Regions from separate parts of the Mus musculus genome. Here region 2 is linked to region 1. Evidence: chromatin loops called from intact Hi-C (ENCODE). Cell type or tissue: left cerebral cortex. All regions are shown on one strand. Each heading gives the region's core, and the rest is flanking DNA. Links, peaks and the distances in the headings are about the cores only.

Evidence for each region. A loop is a pair of places that touch in the nucleus more often than their neighbours do. Peaks named below come from ENCODE experiments on the same cell type or tissue, not always from the same donor. Only the 100,000 strongest peaks of a DNase experiment are listed, where the experiment ranks them.
Region 2: it touches region 1 in a loop (5-fold over the local background); 38 of 42 quality-filtered maps call a loop at or near these places.

The regions. Positions count from the first base shown.
Region 1 is chr1:39,337,755-39,343,423 of GRCm38, reverse strand. It overlaps Npas2 (neuronal PAS domain protein 2), which reads right to left. Exons shown (of 21, transcript NM_008719.2): 16 at 5,225-5,371. Among named protein-coding and RNA genes, the nearest start is that of Rpl31, 27 kb to the left of the region's middle. In left cerebral cortex, for the core only: a CTCF peak has its summit at 2,562 (motif pointing right); DNase peaks (open chromatin) are centred at 3,014, 3,387, 3,754, 4,435 and 1 more place; H3K27ac peaks cover 1,856 bases.
Region 2 is chr1:39,008,344-39,014,012 of GRCm38, reverse strand. No RefSeq gene overlaps it. Among named protein-coding and RNA genes, the nearest start is that of Gm35222, 16 kb to the left of the region's middle. In left cerebral cortex, for the core only: a CTCF peak has its summit at 3,135 (motif pointing left); DNase peaks (open chromatin) are centred at 370, 1,211 and 3,125; H3K27ac peaks cover 1,013 bases.

The DNA.
Region 1 (5,669 bases), core at 228-5,227:
GCCACAGGAGATGTGGGGAGGCAGGGATGAACCTGCACTCTGCACATACTGTGAGGAGCACCCAGAGGCCAGCTCACCCCATGTTCCATTCATAGATGAACCTGAGCCACAAGCCAATGATGCCAAGGTCAGCGGGGGTGGGGGTGGTGGTAGGGGGTGGTGGTGGGGGTGGTGCTGTGTTTCAGGGTTTGGACCGGATGTCTCATCCTCTCCAACAATCTTTCATACCTCATCCTAACCCAGAAACCTACAGCTGTGAAATGAAGGCTCTTGATTATTTTAAAGCAGTGGTTCTCAACCTGTGGGCCCTGACCAACTCCCCGGAGCCACCTAAGACCCCATTGGAAAACACCGAGACAGAGTCCTACTATGTAGCCCTATGTCGATCAGGCTGGCTTTGAACTCCCAGAGATCTGCATCCCAAATGCTCAGGTTACAGGAGTGTGGGAAGAAGCCTAGCAAGAAGAATTTCTGGGTTTCCCACATCTCAGATTCAGTACCCGCACCCTCGAGGGACAGTGTTTTATATGACTCCAGCTGTCCCTTAGCGTAAGCTTTCGGAACAGTATGTGGGTTAAACAGGATCTCTCAGCTTCGGCAAAAACTCATGTTCAAGCCAATTGCTATATTCCTTTGGGCAGGATATAGCTTGCTTGCTGACCAAGGGTCAAATTAATGCAAGATTCATTGTGGCAGGCATTATAGTTTGCCTCAAAGAAGACGCACTGAGTTCTGCATGCAGTCCCACCACTGAGAATAATCTTGGTCAATATTGATAACTTTCCCAGTGATTTGGTTTCCCCATTCTTATAATATTGACTGTGCTAGTTATGGTTACTATTGCTGCGATAATACACCATGGCCCAGAGCAAGCCTTAACTTCCCTACACGAGCCCTTTCACCCTAAGCCTTAAACTGCTACTGAGGCTGCACTTTCACCATGGCCTCTCATAGGCTTGCTTCATGGTGCCAAGCCTCGAGTTCTCTGCATGACCCCCTTCTATCCTGGGCCTTCATCTGCTATGGAGGCTGTACCTTCACCAATGGCTTCTCCTGGCTTCTCACAGTGGCAAGCCTCAGCTGCTCACGATGACCCCTCATGCCTTTAAAACCAGTATCAGCTGGGTGACTCTTAAACTACCAAGTTTAGCTGACTGTGTAAGGTACAACCTTGGCCACCTCTGGAACAAGCTTGTGTGTGCATGTGTGTGTGTATGTGTATGTGTGTATATGTGTGTGTATGTGTGTGTATGTGAGAGAGAGAGAGAGAGAGAGAGAGAGAGAGAGAGAGAGAGAGAGAGAGAGAGAGAGAGAGAGACTCAGGAAACACTTCCCAGAGGATTTCACCTCACTGCTGCTGCTCTCTTCCTAATCACTGCCAATTTCTCAGTCCCAGCTGACCAGCATCCAGCATTCCAGCAACAAAGTTTTCACTTTACTGTTTCTGGCCTCTTGTTAATCACAGCCAAGTTTTCAGCTCCAGCTGACGGGACACCACAGACTCTCCACTCAAAAGGCCCTGTAGAGTCCTTGCTTCTCCCAGAAACCTCACAAGTCAGGCCTCTCCCCCTGCACGTCTCTCAACATTCTCACCTCGGAAGCTCCCGCAGAATAGCCCATCAAGCTTTGAAGACTCAATGACTTTTCTAATCCCAAATCCCAAAGTCCTTCCACGATCCTTCCAAAACCGCACGCTCAGCTCCGTCACAGCAGTACCCACATCCTGCTACCCCATAGCATTGCTGTGATGAAACACCACGGCCAACTGCAAGCTGGGATTAAGAGTTTATCTGGCTTATGCTTCCACGTCACTGTTCATCAACGAAGGAAGTCAGGACAGGAACTCAGACAGAATAGGAGGCAGGAGCTATAGTGGCCACGGAGTGGTGCTGCTTACTGGCTTGCTCCTCATGGTGTGCCCAGCCTGTGTTCCTTGAGAACCCAGGGCTTCCAGCCTTGGAGTAGCCTCAACTACAAGGGGCTGAGCCCTCCTCCATCAATCACTAATTAAGAAGGGCTTGCCTACAGCCTGATCTTATGGAGGCATCTTCTCAACTGAGGTTCCCTTTTTTCAGATGGCTTTTGCTTGTGTCAAATCAACATAAAACTGTCCAGGAAAGAGTCATGAAGTCAGCACATGTTAAGTAGGTAAGGTGAAACAAATGTGGAAGGAGCGCTACATTGTGGCATTATTCTTAAAGTGAGAGAAAGAGATCTTCCCCTTTTGACTGTGGGTACAGAGATCTGCTAAAGGAGTGAATGGAAAAACACTCAGACAAACAAACAAAAGAATGAAACTTCTTGCTCAAACTGTCTCTGCTCTTGTCATGGAGCTAATGGTTTGATATGTTATGCTGTCCCAACTGTGTGTGGCCTCTAAGGAATAAAAAACCTGTTGTCTTTATCCTCCTCCTCTCCCAGTGCTCCAACGAGTGAGACATACATATCTGGACAGCTGGCTGGCTGGCTGCTAGGCTAGAATGATGGCTGTCTCAAAGAGCCAATCAAGGAACATGTTACTTACTACGGCTGCAGGTGTCCTTATAGGCATTCATTTGAATAACCAGCAGAGGGCACACGTGCTCAAAAAAGCACGAGGCCACTCTCTCGTGACCGGGAGGACCTCAGCACACCTTCACCTGGGAGCAAACATCAAATATCCCAGAGAACTTCCTCCTAACCTAATTTTAAAAGACTGCACTAGCGCACACTTCAGTTCTGAACCAATGAAGTAAGCCCACTGAACTGCAGTAAACGACCCTGGCTGGGTAGGGAATCCTGGTTTGCATCTGGGCATACATGTCTGTGCCTCCGTTTTACCAACAGCGAAGAATTTCTTGGATTTCTCAAAAGCCGACCTCAAAAGGTTATAGAAAACACGCAAACAGAAAACAAGACAGTCCCTCAAAACAAGTAAGAAACGTATGCTAGAACAAATAGATCCCACTTAAATATACTTTTCCACTATTCACACCTGCAGACTTTACACCTCATTGGTGTCATTACAGGACACACAGAAATCACTAATATGGAGACACTACAAAAAAGTCGGTACAATACGGCATCATTGCCCGGCTTCGGCAAACTGCCAATGTGTCATCCTTATCTCTTGTCTTTCCTCTCTGGTGGTGTGTGTGCAGAAGTAAGGATGGGGAAGGGGGATTAGGGGGTGTGGGGGGCTGGGGAAAGGCTGGGGAGGCTAGAATAATTTCCACTTGCTTAAATTTTTACAGTTGAATCAGTTTTTTTTTCTTTTTTCAAGGATCACATTTTGGTAGGAGTTTTTAGGATGTATTTAAGTCTTGTGAAAAACAAGAAGCCAGGCTTCGGGGAGGAGACGTTCTCTGGTTTGATTGTCTGTGGATCTCCGTGTTCTTTTTGGAAAATTCCACTTTGAAGATAAGTGCAGAGGAATAAACACAGATAAGGCTTGGCATCTACAGGGGAGCTGTGCACCAGGGGGGTTAGCACCCACAGGGCAGGTATTCATGTGTGTGTGTGTGTTTAGCATCTGTAGGGGAGCTATGCACCAGGGGGTTAAGCATCCACAGGGCAGGTAGTCATGGGGGTGGGATGGGGTGGGGGTTAGCATTCACAGGGGAGCTGTGCACCAGGGGGTTTAGCTTCCACTGGGAGCTGTGCATCCAACAGCTTGGCATGCACAGGGAGCTGTATGCCGAGGGTGTAGCATCTATAGGCAGCTGTACAATGAGGACTTAGAATCCACTGGGGAGATGTACACACTGAGGGCGTGGTTTCCATGCAGAAGCTGTAGGCTAAGGAGGCCACTTTCTCTCGACTGTAGTGCCTCAGCTCAGCTTGGCTCCTGTGCACCTTTCACCTTTGCCCCAGAGCAAACATCAAACATCTCAGAGAACTTCCTCGCAGCCTAATTCTAAAAGAACTCACTAGCACACACTGGGACATAGATTCTGCAAGGGAGGTGTGCACTGGGGGCGGGTGGGGGGCTTGGCTCCCACACGGGGCTGTGTGCAATGGAGATTTTACATTGCATAGGAACATGAGCACCTGAGAGCCTGGCTTCTTAGGGAGGTGTGCAGACTGAAGGCCCTACTTCGCCACAGAGACGCACAAACTGTAGGGCCTGGTATGTACAGGGTGTGTGTGGGGTGCAGTAGAACACTTGATTTCCACAGGGAAGGCATGCACAGGAGGGCTGTGTTTTCATGGCTGTTTGACGGACTCAGATACATATATATGTACTTCAGCATAATCTATGTGTTGGGGGTTCACAAAATGTACCCCTGATGGGGACACATCACACCCTTTACAACTGGGAGCAAAAGCAATAACATTATTGCCTGTTATTTTAAAATCTCGCTCTGAGGTGGCGCAGGCAGGAAGCAGAAAGCTCCAGCACTCTGGAGGGTGTTCAGACGCCCACCTTGCTTTTTAGCACTTTCTGCTTCAATTCCTCACCCCCTTCCCGTCAGTATAAAACCCCATTAAAGTAATCAAAACGAGACAAGTTCAAAGCTACTGACTGGGTTACGGATCTGTGAGGAAAAACATATCGCACTCTGGGAAGAGTGGTAACAAGTGGCGTTTTGTGAATTCGACATTTTGGCAGCCATGCTTTTAAATTCATGCGACTGCTAGGCGTCTTCCAGTGTCCACACTGGGGAGTCACCGCAGCAGGGAAAGCGAAGAAGGACTTTTGTGTAGTTTGCTGAGTAATTCTTACAGGAATACAAAAAGGGATGCCCGGGCTTCTGCCTGGGTATGCATTGGGTGTCCCATCTAGTAAGTGTGCTATGCAGGGGCAGGAAGGACAGGATCAGAAGGCAGAACTGATGTCCCCTGTGCGTCCCAGCAGAGCTGAGCAGACCTCCGGAGAGAGGGCTCTGGGGTCATCCAAGGAAACCACACGGTCATAATGTAACTCTTGTCATGAAACAGCTTCTTAGTTTGCAGCATTGTTCTTCTCTCATAGGTGCTGCCAGTGGATGCTAACGAGTCAGTGTCATAGGGGGATGGGCAGGGATAGTCCTGTGGTGATTTTCTTGAAGTGTCCTTTCTGCTCCTTCTGTCTTGCCTAGGGTGGCTGCAAATGCTTAGGGCTCTCAAGGCAGACTTTAGGTCTGCATACTTCCTAAGCACACTGGGTTCTGTGAGGCAATACCTAGGGACTTGAGGGTAAAGTCCTGACTGAACAGGAGTGAATGCTAAGGAGAACAGAGGCCAGTCTGCACAGGCACATTACCTGGACGTTGGAGTCCTGGACCAGGCAGAGTTGTTCCTGGATCTTATGAAGCTCTTCCTGCTGCCACCGAATGTTGGCCTGCAGGATCCGTGTCCTCTGCTCCAGTTGGTCTTTAATGGTCTGGAACATGCTGAATTGTGCTGAAAACTTCAAAAGGAAGTAAAAAAAAATTCAAATCAAAGAGTTATTTCAGCCTGAGACCACCTTTGCCAGCATTCAGATCAGTCTTAAATACTTCTTTCCTGTCCCTTGGTCGCTGTTCTCAGGATCTCTGAGAAAACGACTGTTCGGCTCTGAAGTGACAAGGTGTCTAGCCAGCGTTCCTTGTGCTAATGATGACAGCAAGCCCCTCTGTCACCCTAAATCGGAACCTGGTGCTCTCCTACTGGGCCTGGATCTATCAAGGTCTTCTTACCCACCGCCCCCCAGGCTCACTGTCTGTCTC
Region 2 (5,669 bases), core at 320-5,319, 330 kb after region 1:
AGCTGGTGCTCAAAGAACCACTAGTATTAGAGGCTGCTGGTGATGCACACAGACACACCCAGGTTCATTCTGCCCAAACAGCATGAAAGTGTGTGTGTGTGTGTGTGTGTGTGTGTGCATATGTGTGGTGTGCATGTGTGTGTATGCACATGTGTGTGTGTGTGTGTGTGTGTGCCTGTGTGTCTGTATGTGTGTGTCTGTGTAAGAACACGGGGTCTTCAGTATGCACCCTTTACCACCGAGCTATGCATCTTTCCTGCTGGATGTGTTTTGTGATGACTGGAACTCCAAGTTTGGCCAGGATAATTCTGATGTTTATTGCTTATTCATGAACTTAGGAGGCTTCTGAAGAGACAAGCAAATTTAGAGTGTGGCCACTGTTACTCAAAACATAAAATCAGATTACCAAGATGCAGAACGGCAATGGTGACAGGCAGAGATTCTCAGCCCCAGAGCCTGTCGTGGAGATGAGGAGAGGCCAGTGGAGGGTTTTACTGCCAAGTGCTAGGCAGGAGTTTTGAGTCAGGGAAGTCTTGTGTGGTCATTTTGCTTCCACCTGCGACTCCTGCCTCAGGACGAACCAATCCCATTGGTGGAAATCTGTGTATTGAGGCTCTGCTTGGTGGAGACCCAAATGATGCAACTTCTGATTGGCTGGGGCCTGGCTAATTGCAGATGTTTATTGGTGAACTTACATACAGTGCAGATTTTGATCAGAGAGTTGGTATGGCTCGCCTGTCGTGAACCATCTCAAACCATCATGCTACCTTTATGGATGCATCATCTCCATATTTCATTAATAATGAAGGGCAAGGGCAGAGCTTGAATCCAAACACCTTCCTCATGATCCTAAGCATATGAGACAGAGATGGGTACAAGGCAGGTAACCTCAGAGCAGGCATACTTTAATGATCAAATAGGAGGCAAATATTCCAAGCAGAGGAAAGGAAGCAAAGAAATAATTAAACTCACTGTGAAAAACTGTTTGCCATTTGTGTGAGTCAATTCAGGTAATTTTGTGCTTTAAACTTCTGCTACTAAAACCCCACGAGCAGCTTAACTTCTCCAAAGTAAGTGTGGCGACGCTGTGTTAAGTGTCATGACAGCCACGAAATCACTTTCCGGGGCGCTATGAGGAGCACAGAATGTTATTGTTCAGTAGATTAAGATTATGGTGACTAACGTGTTATGAGCAATGTGCGTGGGAGATGATGGAATATATCCAAAGCTGTGAGGGAAAGGGTACAGGAAAAGCCTCTCTTGATGCTGCTCCCCGCCCCCGGCTCCTGCCAAGCTCACTACCCACAGCCTTCAAACAGGTTTCTTCTGGTGGTGGAGATGCAGGGTGGAGATGGGAACAGTGGCCCAATGGATCACACCTGTGTGTGCATGAGCGAGTGAGTGCGCATGTGCACGTCTGCCTGACAGCACAGGTACCACACATTAGTGGAAGATGTTGCAAGACTGGTTCAAGGGGCACACAGTAGGTGATACCAAGGCTAGACACCTGCAGCTTGAGGAACCTCAAACTGTTGTCCCTTTCTTTATACTTTTTCTATCTCAGTGTCCCCCAGCCCTAGAGATCTCCTATCTCCTGCCCCACCCCAACCCTAAAACTCTCAATGTCCCACGTTGTCCTTGTAACCTAGTGATTGGTCCTCAGCAGATGGGGAAAACTTTTCTTTCAAATGCTATGTTCTCAGAGTCCAACGTTATTCCTGTAAAAACTACTAAAATAATTGTGCTCCCACATTCCTGTAACTATAGCGCTAGGAAGGTGGGAGCAAGACACTCGAGGTCATCCTTGCCAAGATACTGAGTTCAAGGCTATCCTGGGATAAAGATCCTGGAGAGAGGGGGATGTGGGGTGTTAGCATGGGGCAGGTGGGGGGCAGCAGAGAGAACACTTAATTGCCCAGGAGACCAGCAACCAGAAAATTTTTTAAAAAAATAATATTATTATTTAGGAGAATTTCATTCAGAAGGCTCCAAAATCCCACCAGCAAACAATAGATTTAGGAAAATAAATACTATTTTCATAAACATTTGGGATATTCAATTCAGTTTTTGTGCTGAATTTCAATATAAGGAATATAAATTAAAAGGACTAACAAGGCCTGGTGTGTTTTTTGTTTTTTGTTTTTGTTTTTTTTTGTTTTTGTTTTTTTGGCTTGTTTTATTTTGTTGTTGTTGTTTTTGTTTTTCCTCTTGTTTTAAGCCACTAGCATTGGATTTATTCTACTATTACAAGATATTTCAGACACTCAACAAAGAGGCCTGTGGTGGTTAGTCAGCCAATGCAGGATCGCCTGTGAAGGGAATCTCACAGAAAGAGGGGCTGCATGAGATTGAGCTATAGTTGTGTCTCAGAGAGATTCTCTTGATTGTGTTGAAGAAAGAAACAAAGCAAAAAACAAAGCAGTATCTTAATAAAATAGGTAAAGAATGACTTTTTTTTTCTTTTTCTTTTTTTTTTTAGTGCAGGGGATTGAGCCTAAGGCTTCATGCTTATGGGGCAAGAGGTTTTAGCAGTGAGGCACATCTCCAAGCCTCTGTCATCACAATTGTCATTGTCAACATCATCATCGTCATTATCTTGAGATGGAGTATCAGTATGTTGTTCTTGAACATACTCTGAATCCCAGACCGTCCTTGAATTTGAGATCCTCCTGCCTCAGCTTCGAAAATGCCTAGGATTACAGGCCTGCACCACCAGTCTGGGCTAAGAACAAGCCATCAACACAGCTCCCTGACCCCCTGACCCCCACACCACTCCCACCAAAGTTCCCTTCCATGTTGGAAAAATTCAACCTGGGGCAAGAGCCAGCGCTAGGCCAGATTTCAGGGTGCTTTCCTGGGAAGAAGAACAAATGTCCCACTGTCCTGATCCTTCACACACACTGCAAAAGGCATCTCCCTCAAGAAAAGTCTTCTGCCTCCTCCATCAACCCGAGTTCCCTCTCTACCCGGTACTGAGTTTTCCTTAACCAAGCCAGGAGGCCCGGCCTGGACGAGCTCCCTAGGACCAGCGGATGCTCAACAGGTGCTTGATAAAAGATGGAGCTGAACACACTAAATGCCTTTAACTATTCGCCACAACTAGGCTTTAACTTGACTCGTTGTGACACCTAGTGGTGACTTCTTTCCACTTTGCTCCAACAGGATTAGCAGGAAAGTGTAGTTCCTACTACAGCAAAGGCAAAGCAAACCAGCTCTGGTCCAGGAACCTAGGATGCAAGAGCACCTGGGTGGCAAATGGTCGGTCGGTGTTTGCCCTCTGTGGCTTGCAGGCTAGCAGCGCTCACTGCTCTCATCAGGGTCAGTATAGCACTCACACTGCTCCGCAGCTCCGCGGCAGGAAGCCCACAGGAAATCATGGCTTCCATGTCACGTTGCAGAAGGGTAGCTGAGCCATGGAAACTGTCCCTGTTGCATGGAGCTACCTCTATTGCCCCTGTCTCAGGGGCAGACCTCAACAGTAGAGCTTTTATCTAAACAATCAAGTCCCTGGGTTTTATCTTCAACACCTTGTACCTTGCCAAAAGGGGGCGGGGGGAGCCATAAATTACCAATGTATGACAGTTAAAATAAAATTGAGCAGGCCGGGTGGTGGTGGTGCACGCCTTTAATCCCAGCACTTGGGAGGCAGAGCTAGGCAGATTTCTGAGTTCGAGGCCAGCCTGGTCTAAAGAGTGAGTTCCAGGACAGCCAGGGCTATATAGAGAAACCCTGTCTCAAAAACAAAAAACAAACATACAAAAAAAAATGAGCAAGAAATTAAAGATCTGTGATGTTTAATGGCACTCAAAGTATCTGTGAAAGTGTTAATGTTAGGTATGTTTTCAGAGGAAACTTCAGTATTAGATATAAAAATAGTACATGCAGCATGCATTTACCTCTTACCCTGTAAACCACTTCTTGGAATAAATTCTAAGAAAGTGGTTACAGAATAAAGAGACAGCCTGCAGGATCAGAGAAAACCTAGCTAGTTGAACATGACAGGATTAGCATCTAAACCATATAAAGAACTCGAGAAAAACCTAAAGAGCCAAACAGCTCAGCTGATAGATTATCAAGTTCAGTAAGCAGTTTCCAAATGATAAAATACAAATGATGGATAACAATGTTTTTTACAACCTGGAGGCTCACTAAGCATCAGAAAAATGTAAAGCAGAATTACATTGAGATTCTAGCTCCCCCCAGTCAGAGTGCCAGTCATTAAAAAGCAAGTAACCACAGATGCTCGTGCCGTGAAAGACAGCTGTGGTGGTTTGAATGGAAATGGCCACCATAGACTCACAGGGAGTGGCATTATTTGACATGGTTAGGAGGTGTGGCCTTGTGGGAGTGGGTATGGCCTTACTGGAGGAAATGCCACTGGTGGCTGGGCTTTGAGGTTTCAGATGCTCAAGCCAAGTCCAGTGTCACTCTCTCTTCCTGCTGCCTGCAGATCAGATGTAGAACTCTTAACTACCTTTCCTGCACCATGTCTGACTGCATGGAACCATGCTCCCTGCCATGATAATAATGGACTAAACCTCTGAAGTGTAAGCCAGCTGCCATAAAACGTTTTCCTTTGTGAGAGTTGCTGTGGTCATGGTGTCTCTTCATTGCAATAAAACCCTAAGAACCTTATACACTATACACTACGGGCAAGAATGTAAACATGTCCTGCCCCTATGGCAGCTTATAGTAGTGCCATTCTATAGTAGGCAGGTTTCTCAGAAACCTATATAGACCCAAGATATGACCTAGCCATACCTTCTATTCCTAGATATTTACCCAAAGGCCTCCAAGTCAGTCTATCCCAGTGACAACTGCAATAGAAACTCCAACTAAGACACTTGACTTAAACTTCCATTAATCCCCATGAAATTCATGTAGAAACCATCACTGTTGCCTCCTGAGAGATGGCACAGTCTCGACCTATGAGTGGCTGAGAGATATCAGTGGGCAAAGGATCTGCTACAAGAAATGATCTCCTTGCCTCAATGGTAGGCCATTGCCTGGATCATGTGGATAGAGGTATTGTCTTAGTCAGGGTTTGTACTCCTGCACAAAACATCATGACCAAGAAGCAAGTTGGGGAGGAAAGGGTTTATTTAGCTTACACTTCTAAATTGCTTTTCATCACCAAAGGAAGTCAGGACTGGAACTCAAGCAGATCAGGAAGCAGGAGCTGATGCAGAGGCCATGGAGGGATGTTACTTACTGGCTTGCTTCCCCTGGCTTGCTCAGCCTGCTCTCTTATAGAACCCAAGACTACCAGCCCAGGGATGTCACCACCCACAAGGGGCCTTTCCCCCTTGATCACTAATTGAGAAAATGCCTTACACCTGGATCTAGTGGAAGCATTTCCCCAACTGATGCTCCTTTCTCTGTGATAACTCCAGCTGTGTCAAGTTGACACAAAACTAGCCAGTAAAAAGGTTAACCATGTTTTATTGTTTATAGGAAAACAGACACTGTTGGAGATAGCTGTATTAAGTGAATTAAGCCAGTCTTATTGATTCTTAGATTTTATAAATTAATAGATGCTTAAAATCATGTGTACCATTAAAGTAGAAGCAAGACTGTCTAGGGATGGCTCAGCAGAAACTAACATAGTATGAAGAGTTAGGAGAAAATGAGGGTATAAGGAAAAAGCAATTGACTAAGAAGACAAAGGC